2 separate regions of the Homo sapiens genome follow, and region 1 is linked to region 2. A link is a loop called in an ENCODE intact Hi-C map of the cell type or tissue named here. Cell type or tissue: Caco-2. All regions are shown on one strand. Each heading gives the region's core, and the rest is flanking DNA. Links, peaks and the distances in the headings are about the cores only.

The links. Peaks named below come from ENCODE experiments on the same cell type or tissue, not always from the same donor. Only the 100,000 strongest peaks of a DNase experiment are listed, where the experiment ranks them.
Region 1: a loop joins it to region 2, with 3 times the contacts of the local background. A loop is called at or near these places in 11 of 110 quality-filtered maps.

What each region holds. Positions count from the first base shown.
Region 1 is chr14:51,550,432-51,559,573 of GRCh38, forward strand. The region is part of intron 2 of FRMD6-AS2 (FRMD6 antisense RNA 2); the gene reads right to left. It also overlaps a transcript of FRMD6 not described here. Among named protein-coding and RNA genes, the nearest start is that of FRMD6-AS2, 45 kb to the right of the region's middle. In Caco-2, for the core only: a CTCF peak has its summit at 4,715 (motif pointing right); no DNase peak of the experiment used is centred there.
Region 2 is chr14:51,279,301-51,288,442 of GRCh38, forward strand. LOC124903315 (a long non-coding RNA gene) reads left to right here and starts at 8,131. Exons shown (of 2, transcript XR_007064164.1): 1 at 8,131-8,763. In Caco-2, for the core only: a CTCF peak has its summit at 4,265; no DNase peak of the experiment used is centred there.

The sequences.
Region 1 (9,142 bases), core at 399-8,398, 270 kb after region 2:
AAATTGTATAAATATTGGGCTGTGTCTGCTTCTCTGACACTAGATGAAGATGGCATTTGTGCCTGTGTGTCTGTGGGGTCCTCAGGAAGCTCTTCTCCTTGAGAGGCCTTGCCAGTGCCAGCCTCATCAGAGGGCAGCTTGGGAGGAGACCCCCCCGCCATGCTTATAGCTTGAATGGATTCCTGAGATGATGTTTCATGGTGCAGAGGCAGAGGAAGGGCGGGATAGTGAGTGGAAGAAGCATTGGCCATGAAATCAGAAAACCTTGATTTGAACTGTAACTCTCCTACTCACTACTTGTGTGATCTTGGCAATTTTCATCATGTCTGTGAAATACATTGTACAGTGCGTGACAGGGAGTCAGCATTCACCATTTGCTAGTTTCCCTTGCCTCTCTGAGCCTGTTTCCTCATTATGATGCATAAAAATATCACATACTTTAGCACTTGTCACATAAAACGTGCATAATGAATGCTTTTGATTCCCTCCCCGTTTGCTGGTCCCGGGTACCACCCACACTGTTTGGCACTCCCTGTTTCTCTGTGTTGGATCTTCTTAAAGTGTTCTATTGGATGACCTTCACTTGTCCCTTGATGCCATGGTCAGAAATCATGGTCTATCTGCCAAGTGGACTTTCTTCCATCCAGTAGTTTCTGTCCATCCCTGACCACCCACTAGATCCTCCATTTACCCAGCACATGTTTCAAGATCCAGGATCTCCCACTACTAAGTAAAAAAACTTGTGCTATTTGCCACTGGAAACTGACTTGAAAACACCGGAATCCAGAAGGTTTATTCTTGGGGCACTTCCTCTTCAAATTCCAGTACTTTTGGCATTTTTGACACAAATACAAATTTTATAAATTATTTCTTTAAAAATAAAGTATATAGGTTCATCGTAGAAGAAAAATTGACTTAAATATAGATAGTAAAAAGGAAGAAAAAGTTCAGTTGTAATCCTATTATACACAGAGAACAATTATTTGTCACCTTGGTGGATAGCCTTTTAATTTTTATATATGACCCAGCACAGTGGCTCAGGCCTGTAATCTTAGCACTTCGGGAGACCAAGGTGGTCAGATTGCTTGAGCTCAGGAGTTCAAGACCAGCCTGAGCAACACAGTGAAACCCTGTCTTTACAAAAAATACGAAAAATTTATCCAGGCCTGATGGTTTGTGCTTGTAGTCCCAGCTACTTGGGGGGCTGAGGTGGAAGGATGGCTTGAGCCCAGGAGGTCAAGGCTGCAGTGAGCAGAGATCAGGCCACTGCACTCCAGCCTGGGTGACAAAATGAGACCTCTTTAGAAAAAAAAACTTTATATAAATGAATATATAATATATGTAATACATTTTATACAAATATACAAATAAATGCATATAATATAAAATGCATTAACATCTATTATATAAGTATATGTTAAAATATTTTTAGTATATAGGTATGTATTTGATCCATTGGCCTCTAACTATTCCATGTTTTCAGAAACACACACACAGTCTTAATGTTCTTAGAGTTTTATGGCTTATATTTTTTCCACCTGATTATCCCTTGTGCTACTGAATATAAATTATTGTTTAAACAAATCAATGCCTAGAACATTGCCTAGCCTATAGTAGTGTACAATGAATAAATATTTTGAGAATAAATGAGAAAACATATCCTAATGTAATTTTTGTGTAAATTTTGAGCTTTCAATGTTGGATTTTCTTTTAAATGGGGTAAATCTGTTGATAAATTGTTATGAAAAGTTCACATGGAAAAAAAGCCTCATTTAAAGGGAGATTAAGATAGATCTTTACTAACATCTGTTGGTGAACCTGTCTGTCATAACTTTTCATTTTAGAACCGCACAGTGATTTAGCGTTGAATCCTATTTGGACTAATTTAAGCCTGCAAATCTGAAAACTATCTTTCCTTTAAAATTTGAGGGCTTTAAGTGCAATGTTTTTAGGGATTGGACAAACAGTTACAAGAGGGACGAGTAGCCTTTGAATTCCCTGCCAGTAGGCACAAACCCTGATGCCCCTAGGGGCTGGCAATGATTTCACAGGTTAAGTGGCGCAGATGGGAACCCACTGCAGTCACTCTGCAAAACTGGAGTGCGATGCATGACGGAGAGTCAGCGTTCACCCAGTGCTAGTTTCCAAAAGGCAGCCACTACTGAACTTTCATGTGGCAAGGTGGGGTCCAATGGCACCAGCTTGTTTTCTTTCTTCAGGAGAAGTAAAAAACTTGAAAAATTATGTGAAATTCTTGATTCTGAAATAATGGCAGCTCATTTAATTTAAAATATGAAACTATGCAAGCAAAACAAAATCCACCTGAGAACAATGAGCCTCTGGGTTAAGCTGAGGAACTGTTTAAATTGCCTAAAAGACCCCAGTTACTCAAATGCCAGGTGGAAGACTGCTTCAGAAGACTGGCTGGGTCTGCCTTCCTCAAGGGTGCGACACGTTGCTCTCATGAGCCAGATCTAGGTTCTCAGTGGCTCCTGCAGGAAGTCGTAAGTGGATGCAAGAAGTCCCAAGCTGGCAGTCTGCCAGGTGATTCCAGTAGGTAATGTCAGTTCAAATAGGGGAGACTGCCAATACCTGTGACCTGGCACAGTGAATTGGCAAGCAGATCAGAAAGAGATCTTAATACATTGTGAATAAGTCCTGATTTCTAGAGAGATCTCCAAGGTTGAATTATTAAAACCCTCACATTTACCTCCTCTTGGAGCTCTGTTGGAGTTAAAAGTCTCTACTGAATCTTAAAAAGGACGCAAATGTCAAAAAGAGACAAATCCCAGCCAAGTGATGGGAAATGTGATTTCAGGATAATAGCATCTGCTCATTGGTCATTAAAATACATTATTTCCAATGAATGCCCTTAACTCTGCAGGATGGGAACATAGCTTTAATCAGACAGGTTCCCAGATCAGAGTACATCAAAACACAAGCAGCAGATTCTGTGCTGCCTGATCAACAGAGGAAAGAAATTCAGAACATTTTCTTTTACATTTAAAATGCTTTATGAGGGAAATGGGTAGTTAGTCATATTTATTATTGAGCATTTATAAGAATACTTGCTTATTGTTTTATTTCCTTATTATTTATTTTGAGCTGAGTTTCTGGTTATTAAGAAAGGGTCCTCTTTCTTAAAGGGTAGATACCTGATTGTGCAGCTAAAAGGAGCTAAAAGGTGCATCAGAACTGAAACACCTGCCTAGAGGTAGGAAAGGGATCAGATTTTCTCTAGGGATACCTACTGATCAGTTCTAAGAGACACAAGTTCCTGAAGGAGTTCATTTTTCTGGTGGCTTTTTCTAACGCTGCTTTGGTCCTGAAGGAGTTGCAGATAATGAATAGCTAAGAGAAGACGGTGGAGTTTACCGAGCGGATGAGGGGCAGGCTGTGAATTTAGTAGGAAAAGAGAAATGGGTCTGTGAAAATCTCTAGGAAGATGAGAACAAACTTGTACTTGAACATCAAAATAGCACCCTAATATCTTATTAGCAGCAAGCATACTTGGTGCCCAGGTGTTGATTTCCAAGGCCATTATCCAATAAAAAGAACCAGGGATTCTTGGAGACACGAATGATTCTAGGGCTGGAGCAAAAAAATATACAAGATGAACCTAGGGCACCCTGTAGAGCCAGAAAATAAGCAAGTTCTAAAACAAAACAAAGGCCAAAACTTACAATGATGAGACTATATTCAAAGGAACACAGGAGCCAACTGAAAGAGCTCCCAATGGCCAAAGCTGGAACAATTTGACAAATAAAATAAATAAATAAGCATTTGGATTATATCTCAAAATACAAAATAAATATCCATGAGTCCATGTTATAAATAAATGATTGAATAAATAAATAGTATAAAAGAGACAAATCTCCCAAGCAGAAAAATTCCATATTTTGTGGAGATACTCTGGCCTCAAGGAGATGGAATGTAACTCCCAATTCCTTAATTGAGGCTGTGTATAGTAACTTCCTTCCAAAGAGTATAGTCTGGGAAGAAGCAAAAGAGTAACTTTACAGTGGGGAAACCTTACAAACAGTACCTCAACCGGGTGCTCAAGATCACCAGCACAGTGACAAGTCATGTTGATGCTATGTTATCCTTGATATGATGTGATGAAAATGGCATCTGTGGAATCTGTGACTTTCTCCCCAGAATCCATGACCACAGTCTAGTCATGAGAAAAACATCAGACAAATCCCAATAAAGGGACATTCTACAAAATATCCGACTGGTACTCCCGAAATTGACTGTTCAGGTCACTGAAAGCAAGGAAAGCCTGATAAACTGCCACGGCCACGAGGAGTCTAAGGACACATCCAATTTCCATTCGCATCCAAAATGGAATCCGAGACAGAAAGAGGACCTTAGGTGAGAACTAAAGAAATGGGAACAAAAGTATGGACTGTAGTTATTGACACTGCATCAATTTTGTTTCTTTAGTGCTAATAAGTATACCGCAAAATGTAAGATGTTAATAATAGGAGAACCTGGGCACATGGTACATGGGAACTCTGTGCTATTTTCACAATTTTTCTGTAAATCTAAACTGTTCTGAGACATAAAGTTGGTTTTTAAAAGAGCCATCCTGGCCTGCACTAGGAAATACTTACTCGATGCATTGTGGACCCTTCCTCCAATTCAAGATGTCTCAAGTAGCTTTCTTGGTTAAAAGGGCAGTGATGTAAAAACAGGCATCATTTTACCAAAGGGCCACCAGATGGCTGTCATCTGGCAGAAGTCTACTTCCTGGGCTTTCTAGATGCATACATGACTATCACCGGGAGCATTCAACCTCCAAAGAAGAGTTCTACTAATTATGTCTGTCTAAATAATGTGATAAATTTAAGTTTCAAGTGATAGCAGTTAGTTCACATTGTAAATATACAACTCAGTTTGTCTGTACCAAATTTAAAACAAATTTGCCTACTGTGTCCCAGGAAATATTTCAGCCAGGTACCTTTGATTTTCACAATTGGGCTATGTAGAAATTGCTTTTGGAGACAATTAATTGGAAGCACTTATAAGGTTGTAGCTTTAATTACATACTGATGTAGTCTGCTCCTGGTTAAAAAGGCACCCCATAGGTCAGGCTTGGTAGCTTACGCCTGTAATCCCGGCACTTTGGGAGGCTGAGTCGAGCAGATCACCTGAGTTTGGGAGTTTGAGACCAGCCTGACCAACATGGAGAAAATTTGTCTCTACTAAAAACACAAAATTAGCTGAGCATGGTGGCATATGTCTGTAATCCCAGCTACTCGGGAGGCTGAGGCAGGAGAATCGCTTGAACTTGGGAGGCAGAGATTGCGGTGAGCAGAGATTGTGCCATTGCACTCCAGCCTGGGCAACAAGAGCAAAATTCTGACTCAAAAAAAAAAAAAAAAAAGTTATCTGATAAGTAGTAGTGATACGTTAAAGAAAAAAATACTACTGTTGAAGTTGCTGTTAATTACATGTTGGGTACTGCTTACTTCCTATGTAAGGTCCAAATTCTTTGGATGATTTGTTCAAAAGTTGGAACAAGAGATATGCAGAGGCACTTTATAATCACCTTTTGCCTTCTGAGGTAGTCATTTGTACCTACCTCAGCTACTCATAATCTCCTTCAAAACTAGGGCTAAGTATTGATGGCCTTTGTGTTTCCCATGCAACTGCCAAAGGGCCTTGCATCAACACATTTTGGTGAATTAGTTAAACAAGGTACACCTCTGCTGTTCCTAGGACTTAACTGAAGGCTTAGACTGGAATCACAGAATAGTCAGAATGTGCCATCTTGATTACTGCTTCCTTTCTACCCACAGACATCAATGGTAAAATCAGACACTTTTGTTCTCTCAGATTTCTGTATTTTAATGTACTATAAATTACATATTTGAATGCACTGTATTCATTTTTCATATCAATCACTGAATAATTAGAAGGTATTTCTTCTTAACAAGTGTCAAAACATTTCATAGCCCCAGTTTACTTTGTAGAATTTCACATTGTGAGTAGGTGAGAGCCTTAATCATCAGAGTCAAACCTTAAGTGCTAAAATCCGCTCTGTGGTGACATTTACTTAATTGCTTTACAAGACTGAGGCTCAGTCAAGTTTGTCTTCCTCAGCAACTCTTCCTTTTTATCTAATTATGCATTTAGATGGAGTCCCTGGTGGTGGGGAGGGAGGCGACAGGGGTATTGGCCTTAGGCAAAGTTTCTGTTCCAAAGGAGATTTAGTCCGTTATTATGTCTAAACTTTCCAATTCGTAGTCCATTCTAGTTTTTAGGAGGATTAATGTACATCCTATCTGCAATATAGTAATATTAGCCTTATCCATCATTGAAGAGTGAGCTCACCACCTAGTTCTTTCCCGAGCTGCCCCTGTCTCCTTCTCTACCCCTTCCACCATAATCCATAGCTTCAACCAAAACTTTATTCAAGTGGCTTCCAAATCCAGATCTAAATCTCTGACCTTTATTCTAAACCCAAGATGCCTGCTTTTCCAGACTCACAAATTTTACTTTTTGAGGAACCATATTATTTTTTCCTGACACTTATCACGATGCTTTGCAGGCTATAAGAAAGTAATAAACTGGGCATGGTGGTATGTGCCTATAATCCCAGCTATTCTGAGGCTGAGCGGGGAGGATTGCTTGAGCCCTAGAATGTGAGTTTAGCCTGGGCAACATAGTGAGACCCTGTCTGAAAAGAGGAAAAGAAGAAGGAAGAAAGGAAAGAAGGAAGGAAGGAAATGAGCAAATGAAGCATTATCCACAATAGCCAAGATATGTAATCAACCTAGGTGTCCATCAATGGATGAGAAAATGTGACATATATATATATATATATATATACACACATACATACATACATACATAGGAATATTATTCAGCCTTTAAAGAGAAGAAGGAAATCCTGTCACTTTCAATGACATGGATGAACCTGGAAGACATTATGCTAAGTGGTATAAGCCAGGCACAGAAAGCCAAATACAGCATGATCTCACCTCTTTGTAGAATCTAAAACAGTCAAACTCAACTAGTGGGATAGTGGTTATCAGGGGCTAGGGCAAGGCTAGGGCAGGGTGATGGTAGGGGGAGCCAGGGAGAGGGGTTGGAAAATGTTCTTCAAATGATACACAATTTCAGTTAGACAGGAAACATAAATTCAGGACATCTGTACAACACGGTTACTAGAATTAGTAACAATGTATTGTATACTTGAAAATTGCTAAGAGAATAGATTTTAAATGTTCTCATCACAAAACAAAATAAATATGTGAGGTAATAGATATATTAATTAGTTTGATTTAGCCATTCCCCAGTGTATTCGTATATCAAAATACCATGTTGGGACACAAAGAAGGGAACAACAGACACCGGGACCTACTTGAAGGTCGAGAGAGGGAGGAGGGTGAGGTTGGAAAAACTACCTTTTGGGTACTAGGCTTACTACCTAGGTGACAAAATAATTTGTACACCAAACCCCTGTGACACACAACTTACCTATATAACAAACCTGCATGTGTGTACCCCTGAACTAAAATAAAAGTTAAAAAAAAAAGACAATTGGTAAGGAAAGTATGATTATTATTTGAAGTTTTCATGAAGATACCGAAAGATACAAAGATGATTTTTTGTTAATAATTTGTTTACAATTGTATAGTTGTCTTTTATTCTCAATAAATTATTGAATTCCTTAAAAAAATGTTGTAAACCATTAATATATACAATTTTCATTTTTTAATAAATACCTTTTTAAAAATTAAATGAGGCCGGGCACGATGGCTCACACCTGTAATCCTAGCACTTTGGAAGGCTAAGGTGGCAGATCACCTGAGGTCAGGAGTTTGAGACCAGCCTGGCCAACATGGCGAAACCCTGTCTCTACTAAAAATACAAAAATTAGCCAGGCATGGTGGTGCAAGCCTGTAATCCTAGCTACTCAGGAGGCTGAGGCAGGAGAATCACTTGAACCTGGGAGGTGGAGGTTGCAGTGAGCCGAGATTGCACCACTGCACTCCAGCCCAGGCGGCAGAGCAAGACTGTCTCAAAAAAAAAACAAAAAACAAAAAACAAAACTAAATGAGCAAATGAATAACTGAGTATATAATATGGAAAACAAAAGCCAACTCTCTTAGGAGCTAAAAATTTTAGCCATTTTAAATGAGAAGTCTCCAAAAATGTCATAATATAGTATAATTATATAATTACATGCCTTTCCCAATAAAATCTACTAAATATAATTTAATCTTTTTTCTTTTTACTTAGAGACCACCCTTATGAATATCAGTTACTATATAACATGTGGTAACATAGTAGCCCTTAGGTGTTTTAACTATTTGAGAAAATTTGCCCTCCTCTAAAGGAGTTTTTTTGTCTGCTTTTCATATTCTTCACTGTCAGGATGCCACCTGTCATTTCTTGCTATCACTGGTGTCTGTACCTCCAGCATCAGCCCCACCCTTGTTCCCTGATTGTACCACTCTTTGCCAAATTTTATGACTTAACTGCTATGAGTTAGGAAACCCTATAGCTTTGCTTTTAGACATTTCTAAACAAAAAGTAAGCTCTAAGCAAGGCCTTGAGGAGCTACTTTATGAGTACAGTGTGTGGATTGGTTTCAGTCCATTTTATCCACACTGAAACATTTTGTTGCCACATTTCTTAGTTTAACTGTCCTAGATAAATGAAGTTGCTAGGTGAGAGAAAGTTGCATATCAACATACCCCGGCAAATAGGCCTTCATTTGATTTGGTACCTATTCTCTGATTCTAGAGAATATACTAACTCTCACTCAGAAAAGAAATAAGATCTGTAAATGTAAATTCAATTGGAAAATGTTATTTATTCCATCCATCTCCCTATTTAAAGGTCATAATTTTTGCCTTCTTCTGCAAGACTTCAACCATCATTGTTTTCAGTGTTTCTCAAAGTGTGGTCCTTAGACCAGCTGCATCAGAAACACTCAGAGTGCACGTTAACAAGCAGATTCTTTGGTCCTACCCTTGGTCAATCCAATCAGAATCCTCCGGTGGTGATGGTATATTCCACGTTACTTTTTTTTTTTTTTTTTTTTTTAAGCAAGCCTTCCTTGTGATAAATTCTCAGGCATATGAGAGTTTACATCACCAAGCTAGAATGACTCCTCTGACATTCT
Region 2 (9,142 bases), core at 621-8,620:
TTTAGTTGTCATGTCTCTGTAGTCTCTGTAATCAGTCTTTGTCCTTCATGACCTTGACACTTTTGGAGAGCGCTGGTCAGTTATTGTCTAGACCGTCCCTCTGTTGGGGTTTGTTTGTTGTTTCCTCATGATTAGAGTGAGATTATGCATTTTTTGCAATAATGCCACAGAAATGATGGTATGCCCTTCTCAGGGCATGATGTCAGGGAGTACATGATTTCAAATGTCTTATTACTGGTGATGTTTACTTTTTTTTGAGACAGAGTCTCACTCTTACCCAGGCTGGAGTGCAGTGGCAGGATCTCGGCTCACTGCAACCTCCACCTCCTGGGTTCAAGCAATTCTCTTGCCTCAGCCACCAGAATTACAGATGTGTGCCACCATACCCAGCTAATTTTTTTTTATTTTTCATAGAGACGGGGTTTCACCATGTTGGCCAGGCTGGTCTCGAACTCCTGATCTCAAATGATCTGCCCACCTCAGCCTCCCAAAGTGCTGGGATTACAGGCGTGAGCCACTGTGCCTAGCCTAGGTGATGTTTACTTTGCTCACTTTACTTAGATAGTGTTTGTCAGGTTTCTGCACTATAAGGTGACTATTTTTCCCTTTGTAATTAATAAGTACCTTTTAGGGAGATACTTTGACACTATGGAAATATCCTGTTTCTCATACTTTTGTCCACTAATTTTAGCATCCATTGATGGTTCCCTGCAACAGTTATTAGCTATGATATTTGCTTAGTAGTGATTATTTATTTCCATCATTTCTTCCACTTTGAATTCCACTTTCAAATTTATTAATTTGAAACGCTAATTTATTTTTTATCAATTTGGACTTACGGGCATAATCTATTACTATCATTATATATATTATTGCTCAAAATGTTTCCACCTAAGCCATTAAGAGGTCCCTCTAGTTAGCTCCTATATCCTTTTTTAGCTACCCCTGTCATTTTTTGAGCACTCCTTTTTGGCATCAGAAGCTGTTCCAGGCTCATCTATATTTTATGTTCTAAGCCTGAAATCAACTGTTTCTCCAAGGAGCGTTGGTTCCTTATATTATAGACTGGTATTTAGAAACCAAGATCATAGAGCTAGATGTGCTTACTGCTTCTCAGAAGACATTGGAAATGTATGTATGTGTATTAACCCATGTATACACACATATATAGTTCTTTTGGTTTTTCTTTTTGTAATAGTCAAAATACTTACGATAGCTCTTTCTATCTCACCCTCTTCATTTGTCATGTTATTCGTCTGCGGTACAATTACGTTCACTGGTTACTGTTTATTCTATTTTGGGTTGTCCTCCTCACATCCTGGTTTATTTATTTTGGGGGTATGTAAAACATTGTATGATTTTAAGAGTCAGAATTATTTTAAAAGGTATACTTAGAAAGGTTTTACTCCTCCTTTATGACTATTACTCTGTTTCTTTTTCCCATTCCCTTCTGCCCTGTTCCCACTTACTCTTAACCAGTCTCATTAATTTATGATTTATTCTTTTTTTTTCTTTTTTCTTTTTTTTGAGATGGAGTCTCACTGTTGTTGCCCAGGCTGAAGTGGAATGGCATGATCTTGGCTCACTGAAACGTCTGCCTCCCAGGTTCAAGTGATTCTCCTGCCTCAGCCTCCCAAATAGCTGGGATTACAGGCACCTGCCACCATGCCTGGCTAATTTTTTGTATTTTTAAAACACAAAACATTTTTAGTAGAGATGGGGTTTCACTTTGTTGGCCAGGCTGGTCTCGAACTCCTGACCTCATGATCCGCCTGCCTCGGCCTCCCAAAGTGCTGGGATTACAGGCGTGAGCCTCCACACCTGGCCAGTTTATTCTTTTGTACAAATGAATATACATATGAAAGAAAAATATATATATATTTACATTCCTTTCTGTTTTTCATGAAAGGTAGCATACTATAGATACTCTTTCACATTTTGCATTTTAAATTTAATGTGTCCTGGAAATCACTCAATATAAGTTCATAGAGATCTTCATTCTTCTTTATAGCTGTATAGTATCCCATTGTGTTGGATACATTGTAGTTTATTCAACCACTCTTACATATGAACATTGAGCATCTAGGTCGCTTCCAATATTTCGTAATTACAATGCTGTAGTGGATAACCTTGTGCATATTAATTTTGTATTGTTGGAGGTTTAACTTCAGAGTAGATTCGTAGAAGTAGAATTGCCAGGACGAAAGCTAAATGCATCCATAATTTTTACTAAGGGTTGTTAAATTTCCTTCCAGGAGGGCTCTACCAATCTTCATTCTCACCAGCAGTGTTCAAGAATATTCTCCCACAGCCTTGATAACAGAATATATTGTCATACTTTTTAATTTTTGCCAATCTGATAAAGAAGAAATGGTATCTCAGTGTTGTTTTAATGTCCATTTTTCTTTTTTTTTTTTTAATTTTTGTGACAGAGTGTTATTCTGTTGCCCAGGCTGGAGTGCAGTGGCATGATGCAGCTTTGAACTCCTGGACTCACGTGATCCCCTATCTCAGCCTCCCAAATAGCGGGGACTACAGATGTGCACCACCACACTCTGCTAATTTTTAAAATTTTTTCTGTAAACGTAGGGTCTTGCTACGTTGCCCAGGCTGGTCTCAAACTCCTGGGCTCGTGCAATCCTCCTCCCTCAGCCTCCCAAAAGACTGTGATTACAGGTGTGAGCTACCATGCCTGGCTGCATTTTTGTAACTATAACATTTTTTTTCATATATTTAAGGGCCATTTTGTGTATTTCATTTTATATATTTTTGGTTCACTTGTCTGTTGATATCGGGTTTTTGGTCCTTTCTCCCTTGATATTCAAAAGCTCTTTACATATTAGGGGAATGTCTGTTGCAAATATTTTCTCCTAGTTTGTCAGTTGTCTTTTGACTTTGTTTATGGTAATGATGGTGTTGCTGTTTTACCATGTGTTATATTTCATTTTTATGTGGTCAAATTATCTTTTTTTGCCTCTATTTTAAGTCAGTCTCTACACTGAGATCAGAGAGTAATTTACTCATGGTTTCTTCCAGTAATTGTATAATTTTATTTTTTGTACTTGGGTCTCTGGTACATTTGGAGTTTATTCTTTTGTACGGCATGAAATGCAGATCTAATTTTATTTCATTTTTTTCCAACTGGCTACCCAGTTGTCCTGACACCATTTATTAAAAAGTACATCTTTGCCCCAGTGGCTTGAGATGCCACTTTCATCACATGCTAAATTGGACGGAATCACCTGTAAAGTTCCCTTTTTGCTATTTTTACTTTGTCATGGTGTGATTTGTCTTTTGCTATCTGTTCATTGCCTGTGGTGACAAATGTTTGTTCTGAAAGAATAGTTAATTATTGCAGCAATAATCTTGAAAGCTAAAGCAATTTACCGTCTGGCTCTGTGTTTATAAAACACTGTTACCCAAATTGAACCCACAGCTCTGAGATATTACTCCTTCTGTCTAAATGTTATCAGTGTCTGTTCTATTGTAAAATCATTAGGCTGAAATGAAGCTTTTTAAAATTAGTCTCAGTTCTACTTTGGAACCATTGTACTGAAACCTTGGAGAACAGTCTTATGAGAACTGGCTTTATTCATGTTTATTGTCTTTGACTCCTGGACTTGTTTCCTTCATTCAGCTGCTGGATCTAGGTAGACAAATTGTTATACCAGGCTATTGTCAGAGTAGATTCATTAGAATAATAAGGTAATTTAACTTTCATGTGCACCTATATCCAGAGTACAAAGTTGCCTGGCAAGAATGATGTCCTCATTAAAATTCAGAAAACCTCAAACAAAGTCCAGCCATTATTCTTCTAAAATGAATTTACATGTGAAGGAACACCATCTTACAGAATCCTCCTGTTTTCAGAATAAATAATTAGCTCTTTAGAGAAATAGATTAATAAAAGCAATGCAATATTGTACCATTTCTCCATCTTATAAGGCCAGTCTTAAGTATTTGATTAGTGCCATAGAGCTGACTTTGCTTGCAAAGCACCCCCATTTCTTGGGCTTCAAATGTCAGAGTATGTGGAAAGTGCCAGAGGAATTTTAATTCATTTCCTTTATTTTGTCTCTCTCTTAAAATACTTATTTCAAAGTGATGAAGAAAGGTGCAGGTAAAAATGAAGCCATGGCTTCTATTACGGTTTTTTTCTTTACAGTCACGTTATTCATACCTTTGCCCTCTAGAGGGAGCAAGAAGGTTATAGTTGTTAAGTAGTCATAGTTCCTGAAAAAACTCCAATCTTACCTCCCTTACCTCCCCAACCCAGATGGAAATTTGTTTCAGTAGGTGGGGCTATTTCCTTGGAAATAGTATTATTTATTTCACTCCTCAAGCTCCCCACTGTGGTCCTTTTCCTCCATTAAGGTAGAGAGACCTGTAAATTCTTTTCTCCCGATTCCTACCAGCAACAAAAATGTTAGAGAACATGGCCAAAGACTAAACCATAGTTTAATTTGACTAGTTAGAGAACCAACCCTCCAGGTGGCTTCTGGGCTGAAAAGTTGATGTATCACAAGATCCTTCGTTGATAGAAAAGTCCAAGCTATTAGAAAATGCTGTTTCTCATTGGTCTCCTGCTTCACAGGAAGCTTTCTCCGTGACGACTGGTCCCAAATAAACACTTAACAACTTTCTCTGAAACAAAATCCTGTACAATAATGATGACCTAATTTCAACGTATACATTTTCTCTCTCTTGTGGTTATTGGTAAATTCAAGATGGGTTTGTGGCGCCTGATTCTGGATCTTAAATGTTATGCTGAATCTGAGAGCTTGGCTTGAGGAGGTTTGGGAGTGGTTGGGTTTTTTCTTCTTTGGCCTGACATGGGCTGGCCTATGGAGGATTTCAGCCCCGGTGCCTTCCATGCACAGAAGAAACCTTTCTTCATACTCTACAGTGGGCTTGACGTACCATCTGTATGCTGCTGATTCCCAAATTTTTATCCTCATCTCTGACCTCTCATCAGAGTGGCCTGTTTCATATTACTTGAATATCTCATTGGAATTTCAAATTTAATAAGTTCAAAACAGAATCCCTGACTTTTCCCACTGCACACCAGTTTCTTGCCCAGGATTCCCCATTTCTGTAAAAATGGACAACCAACTGTCTATTACTGACTTATGAGTCATTTTTGGTTCCTCAGCTTTCTTCACCCCTACCATCTAATCCATCAGCCAATTCTGCTGATTCTACCTCCAAAATATTTCCTCATCCTGCCTCCTTTTACTTATCTCTCCTACTCTCTACTCCACTTCCAACAGGTATCAAGCTATGGTTATTTCTCACCCAGAACATTAGGATAGGTTCTTAGCAGATGTAATGATGGCCATGGTTTGGAACAATTTCATGTGCTTTTCTCTTTTTCCTGAATATATCTGCCTCTGAGATGAGATAAATGAATGCAAACTAAAAGGAAGAGTTAAGATTTGGCTTGTGACATTCAAAAACGGGGTTCTGCAGAAAGACAGTAGGCTTAAAAACTAGTCCGTGTAGGGAGAGAAAAGATTTTTAAATGTTTTTATTTTTTATTTTCGTAGCAAGGAGTAGGCCTGGAAAATTAGACTGTAAATTTCTATGATAACATATATTAATAGAATGTTTATTCTATTCACCATTAATGCTCTGCACTCATTGAGGCTGCAGTTCAGAAGATGATGACTATGATAATGAAGGCTGCACTCCAGCCTGAATAGATTTTTGGAGGAGGAAGACAGAAGGGGGTCAGAAGAGGTAGATGGTGAGTTCAGCACTCTGATCTTCCTTCTGGTCTCAACCCTGGAGAGTGGGAAGTCTGTTAAATTCCTAAAGGGAAATGGGGCAGAGAGGTTCCTTCCTTGCTTCCAGCCTGGAACACTGGGAAGAGATCACCTGGAAGCTCCTTGAGGGACCTTCTTGGCAAACCTGGAGGGTGACCACATGAAATCAATTCAGAGATGTGGTCAGAGAGAGTGATGGTCTAATTTGCATCCCCAGTACTTCCTCTGTTCTCCCAAGACATGAATGCAGACTTGAGAGCTGACAAGGCCTACACAGGCCTGTTGAGATAGGGGATTTACAGAGACTTAAAGGGGTTTGTAATGCCCGTGAGAGCTGAAATGAATGAGGCTGTCATACAGGGAGTCACTGGGTCCAACTGAGCTGAGAGGGAGCATAGACCAAGATGCCTGCCAGCTGCAGCCTCAGCCATAGCCCCTAATGACACCATTGAGGGCTAATCACAAGGGGAATAAGGCACATTGCTGGGGAGCCAAAAGACCCTGCATGGTTTTGAGGACTTTTACCCCCAATCTGCAAGGTCATGTACACTTCTTTGCCCAGCACTGTCCTGGGGGCCAGGGATGTTGCTGAAATCTAGAGACTAAGTATGTTTAACCAAAGTGGCCGAGTTTTACCTAAAAGAAAGATTTAAATTATTGTATTGATCTAAATGTTATCCCCTGCTTTTTTGTTTTTCTATAGTGCATAGGAGCTAGCAAGCAAGAATAGATCAGATCTAGGCGAAGCAGAAGTGTAATTTCTCTGCACATGTGAGTTCTGGGGTGAGTGCTGCACTGGTTGCTTCCTGCCCCCACCCTTACCACTACTGTAGTACACACACAGCAGGCAAAGTGGTCTTTAAAAGTGAGATCTGGTTCTATGTCCTATCCCAACCTTCTAAAAAACTTCCTGTTGGGCACAGAATTAAATACCAGCACCTCACTATGGCATAAAAGGCCCCACATGATCAGGGTCCTGTCTTCTGTCTGTCACATCCTATACCTTGTCTAAGAAGCTCCAGCACAGTGGCCCCTCTACTCCTTGAACAGGCTGTGCTATTTCCCATTGCAAGCTTTTGCACTTGGTGTTTATGCTGATGCCTTCCATTTGCCCTTCTAGACCTAATCTTCAGTCTTTCTCATCTTGTTCTGTGTGCCAGTAGGCTGATGGTGTGAATTGCATCGATGAACACTCTTGCTTCCTGACTTCCTGTTGGAATTGGCCAATGGGAAGCACTAGCAGGAGATCAGAGAGAATGAGGAGGAGATATTTATTCAGGGTATTTACCACCCCACCCCTGCTCCTTCCTTGCTGGCTAGTTACCTGAGGATGGTTGCATCCCTTTACCAAAGGCCACAGCTCCTATCAGGGGTCTTCTCCATCTTTTGGTAGCCACTCCTCCCTTTGTCCCTGCAGGCCAGGGGTGCTCATGGTTCCCCCCACTTTTGGTAGCCCTGGGTAGCTAGTTTCATTAAGCTCTACCTGCGCTTTTGCACATCGTCCCTTGTGAGTGTCTTCTGCTTCCTATTAGGCCTCAGCTGTCACATTGCTCGTTCTGTAGGCTCTCTGCATGCTGGTTCATTCTTTTCCTTGAGCTCAGCTCAGATGTTACCTTCTGAGGCAGGAGTAAAGGGAGGGAAGAAAGGGCCCCCCGACTCCTCCTCATCTCCCTGCCCACTCCCATGTCCTGCTTTATGCTCTTCACTTATTTATTTATTTTATTTAACATCTTTTTCATTGTGGTAGGAATACTTAATGTGAAACCTACCCTCTTGCCAAGTTTTTAACAGTGCAATATAGCATTGTTTATAATAGGCATAATACTGTACCACAGATCTCCAGAACTTTCTTATCTCACGTAACTGAAACTTTATACCTGTTGAATAGACACTCCCTATCCCATCCTTCCCTCCCTGCAGCTCCTGGGAACCAGCATTCTACTCTCTGCTTCTATGTGTCTGACTATTGTAGATACCTTATATAAATAGTGGAATTACGCAGTGTTTGTCTTTCTGTGACTCTGGCCTTCACCCTTTTTTTTTTTTTTCGAGATGGAGTCTTCCTCTGTCCCCCAGACTGGAGTGCAGTGGCGTGATCTTGGCTTGCTGCAACCTCCGCCTTCCAGGTTCAAGTGATTATCCTGCCTCAGCCTCCCGAGTAGCTGGGACTACAGGTGCATGCCACCATGCCTGGCTAATTTTTTTTTGTATTTTTAGTAAAGATGAGGTTTCACCATATTGGCCAGGCTGGTCTCAAAATCCTGACCTTGTGACCTGCCCACCTTGGCCTCCCAAAGTGCTGGGATTACAGGTATGAGCCACCACGCCTGGCCCCTTCACTCTTTTTAACAACATATTTTTAATTTCTTGCATTGAAATCATAATTTGACACTATTTTTTGTTGTTGTTTTTTACTTGTCTCTTTTAACTGGACTGTAAGCCAACAATAGAAGGAAACTTTTGTGTTTCACTCACTACTGTGTCCCCAGTGCCTAGAACAGGGCTTGTACATAGGAAGCAGGAAATAAACTTTTTTTAAAAGAAATGAATGGGGAGCTGATTTTTCATGCCCTTGAGAAGCCAAGATCTCGAGGCAGGCATATGTGGGGGTGTCAAAAGCAGGTCAGGAGGTCGTCTCATTTCCTTGTACTTTCATTGCATCAAGGTGCTAACACTGCTTCTCAGGTACCATTTGTTAACTGAACCATCAATGCTTAGGAAGTAGAAAGGAAGAAATGAAATAATTATGTTTCAGATTGAGCCCTTTTCCTGGAAACTTGGAAGAGTGTTCCATACCATCCAGTCTTTCTGTCACTTTTACCTATTTCAGGTGTGTCCAGTCTCAGCTGGGAATGGAAGATGCTTTGCATATCTTTAAAATCTTCGGGCCATAGAGTTGGGGAGAGTACAGAAAGAATACCACAGAACTTTTATGCCAGAAAATGGCAGGTGCTCCAAGGGCTATGTTGGAATGCTTGGAGTGCATAAAAATACCAAGGTGAGTGCCTAGCAGAGGGTTCTCAACATTAGACCTAAGTCATAAACTCCAAAGGTTGTTTTCAGGAATCTGTACTTTTAAAAGTTCTGAAGATGCATCTGGGGCCAGGATGAGGGCCACTGGTCTGACATAAAGAGGATGGGCTCTGCTTAGTTCCATAAATTCAGGGAGTTAATTATGTTGTTTTAAATTTCTTGAACCATTAGCACAGGGCTGATGAGCCAAACACCTTTTATGTTTGAATCAATAGATGTTTCTTCCCATGTCTTTGGGAATATTTCACAGTAGAAGTTGGGGTCTTGAAAAGTTGGCATTTGAAGGCTAGTGTTATTTTTTGCTTACAAAATAAGAAATTGATCTTTGGAAAGCAATTTAGGAA